Linked DNA regions of Mus musculus: region 2 is linked to region 1. The links are chromatin contacts, found by Hi-C or POLR2A ChIA-PET in ENCODE. All regions are on one chromosome and are shown on one strand. Each heading gives the region's core, a stretch centred on a gene start or an enhancer-like site at or near the end of the contact. The rest is flanking DNA. Distances are from core to core; before and after follow the strand shown. Region 1 holds the start of Cd38 (CD38 antigen). Region 2 has its middle 32 kb from the start of Fgfbp1.

Region 1 (6,233 bases), core at 1,399-3,898:
GCAATCCTCCCATCCCCTAAATGTAACAGAGATATGTAATTTAAAATTGGAAATTAAATTTTTGATGACTGGAAATGGTTACATCTACGCTATAAAAAATAAGGTAGATTTGGGTGTAGCAATATGAGAGACCCTATCACCACCAAGTGTTAGGTGAACAAGATTCGAAACGATGTAACTTTCAGCACTGGAGGACTGAATTATACAACAATGTTCTAATGCATGAACGCCTGTACTTATTTTATATTTGCTATTGTGGAGAGGTATCTGCAACACTCCATTTACACAGCAGTAACATTTTGAGCATTTACCATGACAAGATTATTCATCTTAGTCCTCTTCGTTTACTCTAGATGCCGAGTGCTGCCATTAACGTTCCCATTTTACAAGGTGGGAACACACCACAGCGCAGATACACTGAGGGCGGGGTCTGAGGTCGCAACAGAGCCAAGATTCCAGCTCCAATGATCTGGCTTCAGGGCTCAACAGGGTTCAGCTTTTGACTCCCTTTTCTTATCTATAAAATGGAGATATCAATAGCAACCGTCTATGTATCGTTGCCTTCTGTCCTGGTTGATTCTGTTCCACTCATTCCTCTACTGCGATGCTGAGGGTGAACCCAGGGCACTTTGTAAACCAGGCCAGAGCTCTATCACTGAGCTGCACCTCAGCTCCTGACATAAGTGCCTGACACATGAGATGTACCTGCCACTAATCTATTCATATAAAGTGTGTGTGTGTGTGTGTGTGTGTGTGTGTGTGTGTGTGTGTGTGTGTGAGATGTCTGAAAAGATGCTCATCACAATAGTAATATGTTAGGCAAATGATACAGACTAGCAGGTAGGGATGCTTGCTTCCAAACCTCTAATTATCTGAATTTGATTCCCAGAAGCTACAGAGTGGAAGCAAAGAACTGAATTCCATGATTTCTGCACGTGTACTGTGGAACAGGCACTCACGCACTTACGAGCGTGTGTGCACACACACACACACATGTACACACACAGAGTAAATATATATACTTTTATTAGTTAATCCTGTTATTTTTAGATTGATTATTATTTGATAAACACAAATAATTAATTCTTGCTGAATGCACACATATACACATGAGTGGATAGGTTGAAGAAGTGCTTACCGTCTACACCACATGGTTAATGCTAAGCACACATCATGCCAGTGCCATGCATCTGGTTTGCTAAGCACAGAAAATTTACAAGCTATCAAAATGGCTGAACAACCAATATCATTTAAACATCTGTAAACAAAATATTTATCAGGACCCTGAGAGTGTTTATACTCCAACATTTTCAAGTAAGACCAGGACCCAAACCACTGAGCATTCGAGCACCCGGGAAGTGTGTGCATCTGAAGACAGAATGTGAAGTTGGGTTTCTGCGTGTGCCTTCCCAGCCTGCTGGGCTTTCTGTTTGACTTCAGAAATCAGTTCTACGTTAAAATGATGCCAGGGAGAAGCAACATAAATCATTCCCTCTGGGGCAGGTAGTGGGTGGAAGGGGTTCTATGGGCTGACTCTATTGACCAATGAAGATGATGTTCCCAAGGGTCTACACAGGATCACCAAGTGGATTTCGCTTACCTGATGAGTAATATTTCAGTTTTGACAGTCTGTCTTGTTTTGTTTTTATTAATGATCAGGTGCAAAAAAAAAAAAAGACCAGGATGCTGTTTGGGCTTGTTTTTTGTTTTCTTTGTGTTGTAATTAATTAAAATTAATTAACTTATTTTGAGTCAGGTCTCTCTTTGTAACCCAAGCTTGTCCTGGAATTTACAATGTTGCTGTGCAGCCCTTGTTAACCTTGAATTCACAAAAATCCTCCTGGCCCCTTCCACCCCCACAGCAAGCTGAGCAAGCCACCTAGTTAAATGTCGCCTGTGACCTTAACTTTCTGGGCAGGGGCGGTGTCTGATGGAAACCACAAGCCAAAAGACAATGTGAAGTTCCTGTGCCTGAGAGTAATCTTTGTCCCAGAAGCATGGCTGTGGCCAAAGATAGCCCTAAGGGTTCCTTCAGAGTTCAGGACCCTCTGTGGGAAGCGAGCATCTTTGCAGAGCTCAGCAAGGATCGGCGCCCCCATCACAGACACTGCCAAAACGGAGGAGGCATTGTGCAGGCGGTGTTCTGGTAACTTGAACAGGAGACCTTCCGCTCAGCACTGCCCTTCGGCTTCCAGCTGATCCACAACACAAGATTCTTTGTTTGGGACAATCTGGAAGATTCCCCCCCGCCGCGAGAGCTCCAGCTGAGTCACAGCCTGCTTCCCCGGTGTCCCGCTGCGCACTGTGCCTAGAGTGAGCCTCAGAAGCCAACTCACCTCATCTCCGGCCGGAGGATCTGAGTGTAGATGAGGCAGCGTCCCAGGAAGATGTCAGAAAAGTGCTTCGTGGTAGGCTCTCCAGTCCACACCAGGAGTGAGCGCGGCCTCAGAAGTATGACCACGATCCCTACTACCAAGGCGATCAGGACCAGGAGACCCACTCCGAGACCGATCTGGGCTTTCCTAGAGAGGCGGCAGCCAGGTCTGTCCCCAGACACCTGGCTAAATTCATAGTTAGCCATTGGGCTCCCGAAGACTGGCCCAGGCTAGGCAGGAAGAGAGCACAGGGCTGACTGGGTCAGAGCCTGCCCCTCCTCCTTTTTTTCACTTGCTTTTATCTGCTTCCTTTCCCACCCCCTACTCCTGCTCCAAAGTTCCACGGAGGTGACTGGACTAATAAGGCTCTTGGGTTGTCAACAGGCACTCCAACTGCTTACTTCCAGACTCCAGAGCAAACTGACCAGAACCTCTCTCTCCAAGAGAAGACAGCACTTTAGCCTCTGCTGGTACACAAACAACAGCTTCAGAATACTCCTGACCAACAACCTTGACACTTGACATGTTTGCTACTTATGCTCAGGTGTGTGTGTATGTGTGTGTGTAAAATTATTCTCCCTCTCCCTCTCCTCCCTCCCTCTCTCTCTCTGTTCACCCAAATGCCTGGCAATGAATGGCCTGCTTACCTCTACTTCTGAGCTTTGATAAAAATCCTGCCCAAGTATCTTTAAAGTCTCAGCTTTACTCTGCCCCTCTTCTCAGGAGGTATCAGTTCAAACCCAGCCCCAGATGGTAAAGTGCTGTTAAGATAAACTTACCTCTCTGAACTAGATAGATGTGAGCAGAGCCTCACATTCATTACATCAAAGCTTGCTTTGATTAGATGGCTTAATACCTCCTAGGTGTTTAGCATAATCCCTAAGACATAACAACCGATTACTCAATAAATGTAAGTTATTGCTGCTTACTCTAGGGGGTTGACAAAGGTAGGATTTTAGAGTTGATAGGATGCTCGCAACCCATCTCATGTGCAGTAATACTTCATCCCACATGGGAACCCCAAATACAAAGGCTCTTCCTGGCTCTCCTTCCCAAGAAGACCCCGCACTCTTCTGCTTAAACAGAGACTTGTCACAGAATGGATCATGACACAGGATTTTCACGGGACACTTTTCAGGCAGAGGGTACTGGATGCAAGAGCTGGGGCAGGAAAGCCCCTTGTTCTGTTTTAAGATGCGGGAAAGCAGCATTGCAGCTATACTACAGGATGACAGAGAATCCTTCCGAAGGCAGCAGGAGAGTAAGTCTCTGCAGCTCCGTATGTCAGGAGGACTTTTTTAGACTGTGCATTTCATTTTTTTTTAAACGTTTGCTGTCATTTTGCTTATTCATTTTGTGTGCCTCTCTCCCTCTCTTTCTTTTTTTTCCTGTGTTTTCTTTTTCTTTTTTAAAAATACATTCTTTAATCTTTTTTTACAGTCCAGACTTCATCTCCCTCCTGGTACATTCCCTCACCTCCTCCTCCCCACCCCCTCTCCAAGAGGATGTCCCCACCCCTATCCCTACCCCCCACCCCACCAGACTTCCTCACTCCCTGGGGCCCCAAGTATCTAGAGGGTTAGGTGCATCTTCTCTGACTGAGTCCAGACCCAGCACTCTTCTGCTGTATATGTGTTAGGGACCTCATATCAGCTGGTGTGTGCTGCCTGGTTGGTGGCTCAGTGTCTGAGTGGTCTCGAAGGTCCAGGTTAGTTGAGACTGCTGTTCTTATAGGGTTGCCCTCCTCCTCAGCTTCTTCTAGCTTTTCCCTAATTTAACCACAGGGGTCACCAGCTTCTGTGCATTGATTGGGTGTAAATATCTGCATCGGACTCATTCAGCTGCTTGTTGGGCCTTTCGAAAGGCAGTCATGTTAGGCCCTTGTTTGTAAGCACTCCATAGCATCAGTAATAATGTCAGGCCTTGGAGCCTCCCCTTGAGCTGGGCCTGTTAACTGGACCTTCATTTTTGTTCCTGCAGTTCTTTGGTTCTCTCTCTCTCTCTCTCTCTCTCTCTCTCTCTCTCTCTCTCTCTCTCTCTGTGTGTGTGTGTGTGTGTGTGTGTGTGTGTGTGTGTGTGTGTGTGAATATATGCCACAGGACATGAATGGAGGACCAAGGACACCTTTGAGGGGTCCTTTCTCTCTCTCTGCCATGTGTGTCCAAGGCATTAAACTGGGGTCATCAGGTCTGACAGCAGAGAAGACTGAACAGGTCAGGCCATTTTATCAGCACAGAATTCTGTTTTAACCTGTTTAAGATCAGTGACCTTAAATGACCTGGCACATGAAGTTTCAGCACAGTTTGTAAAGAGGGTCGTCATGTCACAGAAAGACTATGTAACAGATGGAATGGAGAAGTTTTAAAACCTTGGGGAACATTCTTGACGTAAGAGTCAGAAAAGTGTGAAAATCCCAGCAAAGGAAACTTGGAAGGGTGACTCATGAAAAAGAAAGAAGTTCTTAACTAACAAAAAATTAATTAATTAATTTTAAAAAACAACATATTATTTGTGCATGTATGTGTAGGCTCTTATGTGGGATGGCCATATGGGCCAAAGTAGGGCATCAGGTCCCTCAGAATTGAAGTCGTAAATGGCTGTAAGCTGCCTGATGCGGATGCTAGGGCCTAAGTCCAGTTTTCTGCAAGAACAGCAAAGTCTTAAATGCTTCTTTCCGTCCTCGAGAGGGAACATTTTCAGATTTTCAGGGAATGAGAAGGACACAGTCCAGCAGGTAGGTTCAAGAGAAGGTTTGAAGGTTCTCTTAGTAAGTTAGGGTGCAGTTGTGTTGAAAAAGGGAGCCATTTTGTTTGTTTGTTTGTTTGCTTGCTTAGTGTCAAAAGGAACAGAGAAATAAGGATGCAATTGGAAGATGCTGGGCATTATGATGTGGATATGTAAAATTCTCTATAGGATCATGATTTTAGAACTCTTGGACCTCAGGTTGGGGAACTATTTTAGAAGGTTTATGAATTTAGGAGGATGGGCCAAGATGGAGGACTTGGGTTACTCGTTAAAAGTCTTTGATGCTGTACTGTGCTATCCCTGACAACTTCCTGTCCAGTTCTCTGCCTTCTGGTTGGTCATGATGTGAACTATTCCTCTATGCCATATAATGCTCTACCAAAAGCATGAAGTTGCCGGGCGTGGTGGCGCATGCCTTTAATCCCAGCACTCGGGAGGCAGAGGCAGGCGGATTTCTGAGTTCGAGGCCAGCCTGGTCTACAAAGTGAGTTCTAGGACAGTCAGGGCTACACAGAGAAACCCTGTCTTGAAAAACCAAAAACAAAAACCAAAAAAAACCAAAACAAACAAACAAACAAAAAAACCATGAAGCCAAGAGACCATGGACCAAATCCTCTAAAACCTGAACCAAAGTGAAATTTCCTTCTTTTCAGTTGTCACGTTGGATATTTTTTCCTCAACAATGAGAAAGTAACAATAGCCTGGGAGTCAGGAAACAGCATCCTGTTCTGAGACCAGACTTCTCACAGGACTTTTGGAGGCTGACAAGATGACTCACACAGTAACACTTGACAAATGCAGGAGATGGGGAGAGGAAGCTGAGGCACGGTGGGGATGTGGGCTGAAGCTCCAGCTCCTTACAAAAAGAGGTGGAGAATATGCAAGGGTGGGGGTTTTGACAAGGAAGTTGTCTCCTGATTGCTTCTTTCATGAAGTAGAAAGAGAACACTCCTGTGAGGAACTGTTTGGAACACTGATGGAGACTACTAGTCAGGCTGGGGAGTAGACAAGTCTTCAGGGTGTCATTAAATGGTTAAAAGTTCAAAGAAAGGCCAGTTAGTGAACCCCGCCCCCTCCCGCCCCACCCCCAACCCCACCCCCGTTTGTGCAACC
Region 2 (6,358 bases), core at 3,020-5,519, 79 kb before region 1:
ATGACACACACCTTGGGACACAAAAATCTAACCTTCCAAGTTTGGACCATTTTGAAGAATGTATTTTCAGCTAGGATACACAAGTATATGAAGTTAATGCCACATTACAACTGTTATGATCTATTAGATCATAAATAACTGTTAGATGCAACACAGCTCAAGCAGCAGGTCTATGCAGATGACAAGAATTTATTGAAACCAAGCCTCTACTGATCAATCAGGGCAACAGAACAGACTCAAAGCAGAAATGTAACCCCAAACCAGAATCTTACAGAACCTTTAAGCTTGAAAACCATAGACAGTGGTGTCAAGTTCCAGTTACATTCCTCAACCAACCACAATTTAGAGATAGGGGACATCCTTAGGAACATATCTTTGTGGTACACTTATCCTGTTCTCATTGGTTGGGTTATTCAACTGTGGCAGAGCCAACTTGCCTAACATTCATGTCTCAACTTGCCAAGGGGGATGTCAGTTATCCATGTATGTCTCTCAGCCCAGTGGGATGTCAGCTATCCAGGGTGGCCTCAGGAACTGAAACTTTATTTGACCTGTATTCAAAATGGAAGTTTAATCAAAATGGCTTCAGTTTGGTTCCTTACACAACTGCCCTTCCTTAGGCTACCTGAACAAAAGAATAGAATATCTCTGGGTTAGAGTAAAGATACAATATCCTGATTTACTTCAAAGATTAGAGCATTGATTCTATTGCTTCTTAAGAGTTAATTTAGCTGGGTCTGTCAAATCACCTGGTCAGGGGACTACCTCTCAGAAAGCCTGACTCACCTAAAGCTATGCTAAAGAGGTGGGAGAAATATTTACCCTCTTAATGAGATGATATACTCACCCTTCCCAGAAACCTCTCCTTCTGTGTAGCCGATTACAACCCTTCTCTATGGGCAGCACCACTAAGCCTGTGCACGTTTCTGAGTCCTTACTGAGAAAGTGCAACCTTTTCTTTATTTTTCTTTCTATCTTTTCCTTCACATACTGGCCCAAAGTCTGCGCATGTTTTCTTGGACACTTTGGATTTCTCACTGTTCTCTGAAGCCATCTCACTTTCTGCCATAAGCTGCTAGTCCACCCTGGGGGCGATTGCTTGTCTCCACCACTGGATCTGACTCCTTTCTGGGACCCTAGGTCCAAAGGCACAGCTTTCTCTTTTTATCTCCCACTTCGAGGCAGTTTCAGAGAGTCACACCTGCCTGCTCTGTTGTCTTTATTTCAACTTTAACAAAATAGTCCTCAAACTTCCTTCTGAGTCCATTTCTAAATTCTTTTATTAATAAGACTAAGGACCCCCAAAGTGAACCCCAGCTTTTCCAGCAATCGAGGGAGTCTCTTCCTCTGCAACCTTCTCTGTCTCAGCTCAAATCTGTGTAGCAGCCTGTCTTTCCCCTTGCCAGCAATAGGGCCCAACACTGAGGACCCTTCTGGGGTACACACCCGGGTTCTGTCCAAACCCATTCACTCCATACTCCTAGGTACCTTTAAGATTATGGATGTGAACATTAATAGCAGGCCTACCCTTCTGAGGTTAGACCCAGGGGAGGTTCACATAGGTTGAACTAAGTAGTTTCATGCTACAAATTCTGGGGTTTGAGGTGCTCAAAAAAGGCATCTGAGAGGAAAATGAGCACCAACTCTTTTGGGATCCAACCCCTAGACCTCACAAGCAACCCTTGGTGGACTGAGGTCATCTCAGGTGGTGTGGGGCAAGATGCTGGGCCTGTATGGCCTCTGAAACAAATCATCACAAACCTAGTGGCTAAAAACTATACACATGTATTATCTCATGGGTCAAAGGTCACACAGATCTCAATAGGCTAAGCATCTCTAAGGCAGTATTCCTTTTAGTAGGCTCCAGGAGGAAGTCTCTGAATTAGCCTTCTCTACCCATAGAAAGATGGCTCCTGGCTGGTTCTTTTCCCATCCTCCCAGCCAGCACCACCACCTCCCTCTGCCTTTTTCTCTTTTGTCACATTGTCATCTGATTAGAGCTAGGAAATAGTCCCTGGCCTCTCATGGATAAATGTGATAAGGCTGGGCTTACCTTAAAATGCAAGATGTTATTCCACATGTCAAGACACTTAAATTTAATTCCATCTAAGTGACCTCTTTGGCAGTTAAGCAAGCATATTCACAGACTCCAAGGATAAAAATATGGACCTCTTAGGGGTAGGGTATTATTCTGTTACAATAGGTCCAGGACATTCCAGCTCCAGTCTGTAGTCCTTTGCAGATGGTAACAATTACAAACGTTGGATATATCAGCTCGCAGGTAATAACAACTTTCTTTCTCTTTTCTTTCTTTCTTTCTTTCTTTCTTTCTTTCTTTCTTTCTTTTTTCTTTTTTCTTCTTTTTTTTTTTTTTACAACTTTCTGATTATATTGTTGTGTAATTGTAACACACACTAGAGTTAACTGGAATGAGAGAACCTCAGCTGAGGGATTTTTTCCATCAGATAGCTTGTGGACAAGTGCCTGGGAGACCATCTTAATTGCTAATTGATGCAGGAGTAAGTAGCCTATTTTGGGCAGTTCTGTACCTAGACAGGTGGGCTTGAGCTATATAAGAAAATTAACTGATTAGCCAGAGGAAACAAGCCAGAAAGCAGTGTTCCTCCATGATCTTTGCTTCAGTTCCTGCCTCTAAGTTCCTGTCTTAAGTTTCTACCCTGACTTTCCCCCATAAAGGACTATTACCTGGGATAATAAGAGGAAATAAACTTACTTTCCCTCAGTTGGTTTTGGTCAGTGTTTTATCATCCTAACCAAGAAACAAGCTAGGGAAGAACGCAAATTGGTATAAGGGGAAAAAAGTATTCTTTTTAAAAAGTGGTTTCATTTCATTTGCTTTAGGGCAGTGGTTCTCCTCCTCTTTGACAGCCTGCGTGTCAGATATTTAAACTGTGGTTCATAAAATTCACAACATTACAGTTATAAGTAGCCATGAAATAATTTTATGGTCGGGGTCATCACCACATGAGTAACTGTATCAAAGGGTGGCAGCAGTAGGGAGGTCAAGAAGCACTGTTTTAGGACAGAGCCTTTGCTCCACTTTTTGGCTAGAACCTATACAACTTTCCTGCCAACCATGATCAGAGAGTGGAAATGTCTGGCAGAAAATGAATTAGAAATGAAAAGACTAAGACCCGTGCCTGCCTTCCCTGCACCAGGGTTATAAATTGAGACCCACCACAAGCAGCTTTATCTAATGAAAGTTCTGGGCCTCAAACTTAAATCCCATACTTCACCAACAAAGCCATCTGACCAGGTCTATTACTCATCTCAGATGATGGTTTTTCTGTCATAGTTTTAATTCTAGTATATATGAATAGCCAGAGCTCATGGAAACAAAAGCTTTCTAAAATGAGTCATGATGCCGGCACGCTGTGTCCACTGTGTAAGGAGGGGGAGGGGAAGGAGGGGAAGAGAGGGAGGAAAAGGGCAAGGCAGACAACCCAGAGAGGGCTCCCTCAGCACCACCACAGCATGAGGAAGCCTCTCGGGCTGCACTGCCTGGAGAAATGAAGTAGTGATGGGCTGAGGGAACCGCCAGTGTGTCTGCCTTCAGCAGTGAAAAGATCAGCAGGCAAGGAGTACAAGAGCTTTCCCAGCGAGAGAGTGAGGTCGCAGCCGGTTCTGACACCGCCTACAATGGAGGAAGTTGTTTGAAAGTCCCTGTGGAAATCTGGGAGGAAGACAGGGTTCATAGCTCTATTTGTGGTTTGTTCATTTTTAAGACAGGGTTTAACTAGAGAGCCCAGACTAACCTCTAATTCTCCCAACCCTGACTTGGTCTCAGGATTCCAGGGGATTACAGATGTGCAACCGGCTGAATTTATATTACTCAAAAAAAAAAAAAAAAAAAAAAAAAAAAAAGGCGAGGCTAGAGGTGATTGATTCTGTTCCAGCCCAGGTAAATGGGGGAGGGAGGTATAGGCGGATGTTGCGGCTTGCTGATGCTTGTAACATCTGTAAGCTTCAGTTTCCTTTTGTATACATTAGGAATTAAAAATAGCACTCATTTGATATGGGTGAGGAAGCCGGCTTCAGCAAGCAACTCTTATGAGCCTGCTGTATACAGTGCCTGGCGGGTCTAACTCTGCCGAGTCGGGGAACTCCCTTTGAAGATTGCCAGGTACCTCTCGACAGGAACTCTTTCTCACTCTAAGTTCACTTTCTCCGCCCCTCCCCGCAGTCCTCTTAGTCACCCACTTGGCAGCAGCTGGGCCTGAGTTATTCACAGTCTTGCCTAAGCACACCTGGGAGAATGGAGCCAAATGCACGTCCAGAGTGAGCGGTAGTGCCGCAGGCTACCTTGCCCTGCCCTGCCGGCCCCACCGCCTGATGTCGCCTCATGTGCACCGGGCCAATCAGCTCCGCCGCCGTCTCGGCCAGTCACCGCAGGTGCCTCTGCAGCGAACTGGGCGGGAACCGGGCGGGTCCCTTCTTTTCTCAGCCCTAGCTCTGGGAACCTGCACCCCAGATCTGCCAAGATTTCCCCTAGCTCATTCCTTTCGAGGCCCCATCTGGCTAGAAAGGCAGCCACCTACATTCCTAAGAGAAGTAGGGAGGGAGATGGTTTTTATCATTATTTTTAAGGGGGTTGGCTTTAACAAAAATTATTTTGCCTCTTAAGTTACAAAGACTGAAAATGAGAGGTAATTGGAAGGAGAGTTTATATGGGAAGACTGGGAGAAGTGGGAGACAGCCACCCCCTTCCTACACCTCGTACTTCCTTGGAGCCAGGTTATTTATGTGACTCTGACACACTCTAGGGGGGCACCCGTGGGCTCTCTGTTATACCACATTAATTAAGATCGGCAGGGATTTTGAGAAACGACAGACCCTGCTTCTGTGCAAACTTATTTTCTAATCTCCTTGGAAACCTGTGCTTTGCTTTCAAGTTGCAAATGAGGAACCAGAGATCAAGGGAGGGTGACTTTAAGCAATTAGTAAAATGACAGGCCAGGAAGTGGAGTCTCTGCATTTCTTTTTCTCTTAACCCCTAAGAGATCAGTTGACAGCTGAGTTGGATAGGATGAGGAAAGTCCCTTCTCCCTGGCGACTGCCAGGCCCAACCTACCTTCATAGCTTTTCAAGAGACTACTGTGTCCCTTCACGTTGACTTACCCTTCAGTCAACAAATACACGGAGCTAGACAGGGCTCCAAGGTGTTGCTGTACCATGAGGCATACGTTTCCGGGATTGGGGAGGTTAGATGATGAATGACTAGCGACCAGCTATGTAGCAAATTAACTGTTAGGAAAAAAAGCAGAGCATGCTATGAGCGAATTCAAAGAGTGGTGTAGGTGAGAGTAAGTTGCATCTAAAATTGTGTGTGTGTGTGTGTGTGTGTGTGTGTGTGTGTGTGTGTGTGAGTGAGAGAGAGAGAGAGAGAGGGAGGGAGAGAGAGAGAGAGAGAGAGAGAGAGGGTGCTAGTTGGTTGTCTCCTTCTGCCTTTTGGTGGTGGTGAGGTCTGGAGATTGAACTTGAGCAGTCAGGGTTGTGCAGCCAGTGCCTTCGCTTGCTCAGCCACCTCACAGGCCTCTCAAACTGTATTTTAAAATAAGGTTTCAGGACTCCATTTACACTTCAGTGTGAGGAGTCTCAGGCTGGAACAATTAGAAAGCAAGCAGTCGAGAGAGGAGAAAAGGTAGAAGACTTAAAACATCGATGTCAAGGTAGGACATGACCTGGAGGTCCTCAATGGTTATAATTACTGTTGAGCATGCTGCTGTAATGGGCAGCCACTGGTAAAATGGCCTGTCTTAACAGGATCACTCTATGAACTGAAAACAGGGGGTCACTGTGGTGGGGGTGGTTGGGGAGAAGGCTATTTAGGACATATTCCCAGCAGTCCTTTAGCTAGTGATCTATTTGAGAGATGGCAGATGGACCAAGTGGTGAACAGTAAAGGATTAGAACTGAGGGTCTATTTTGCAGTTGGTGACAGTAGAATTGGATGGGCTGGGCATGGGCTCTGGGTAAGAGGGATTGAAGGTAGTCAGAAGTTTTGATGAAGCTGAGAGAAGGGAGCTGGCATCACCAGAGACAGGAGATGCTAATGGTGGCAATGGGAAGGCCATTGTTGCTCCTCAGCAATCGTGTGTTCCTATGGTAAGGACAATCACACCTGGTGAGGGCTCCCTCACCCTCCACTCTCCTCCAGTATGCTAACTGGACTCTCTCACCCTGACCCCTTCTGTAGTGCTACCCAGATTCCTTTTACAACCACTACTAGATACATTTCTTCTTGCTTTTAACATCATAGGCAAACAGTGTCTTTTAAAAATGTATTTGTTAGTTATTGTTATTGTTGTGTGTATGTGATAACTCTGTGCAGATGCAT

Evidence for each region. Hi-C counts contacts between places; a loop is a spot of excess contacts on that map. ChIA-PET counts read pairs that join two places held with the same protein, here RNA polymerase II (POLR2A).
Region 2: a map of T-helper 17 cell shows a loop between it and region 1 (2.7-fold over the local background). The contact joins the enhancer-like site here to the promoter of Cd38 in region 1. A Hi-C loop is called at or near these places in 1 of 37 maps with a recorded cell type or tissue (T-helper 17 cell). POLR2A ChIA-PET finds 5 or more read pairs at or near these places in 1 of 5 experiments (Patski).

What each region holds. Positions count from the first base shown.
Region 1 is chr5:43,865,224-43,871,456 of GRCm38, reverse strand. It overlaps Cd38 (CD38 antigen), which reads right to left and starts at 2,648. Exons shown (of 8, transcript NM_007646.5): 1 at 2,337-2,648. The coding sequence starts at 2,581.
Region 2 is chr5:43,946,207-43,952,564 of GRCm38, reverse strand. No RefSeq gene overlaps it. Among named protein-coding and RNA genes, the nearest start is that of Fgfbp1, 32 kb to the left of the region's middle. Within about 2 kb of position 4,269, at least 1 of the 3 ENCODE cell types and tissues checked has a DNase peak (open chromatin) inside an H3K27ac peak, as active enhancers do.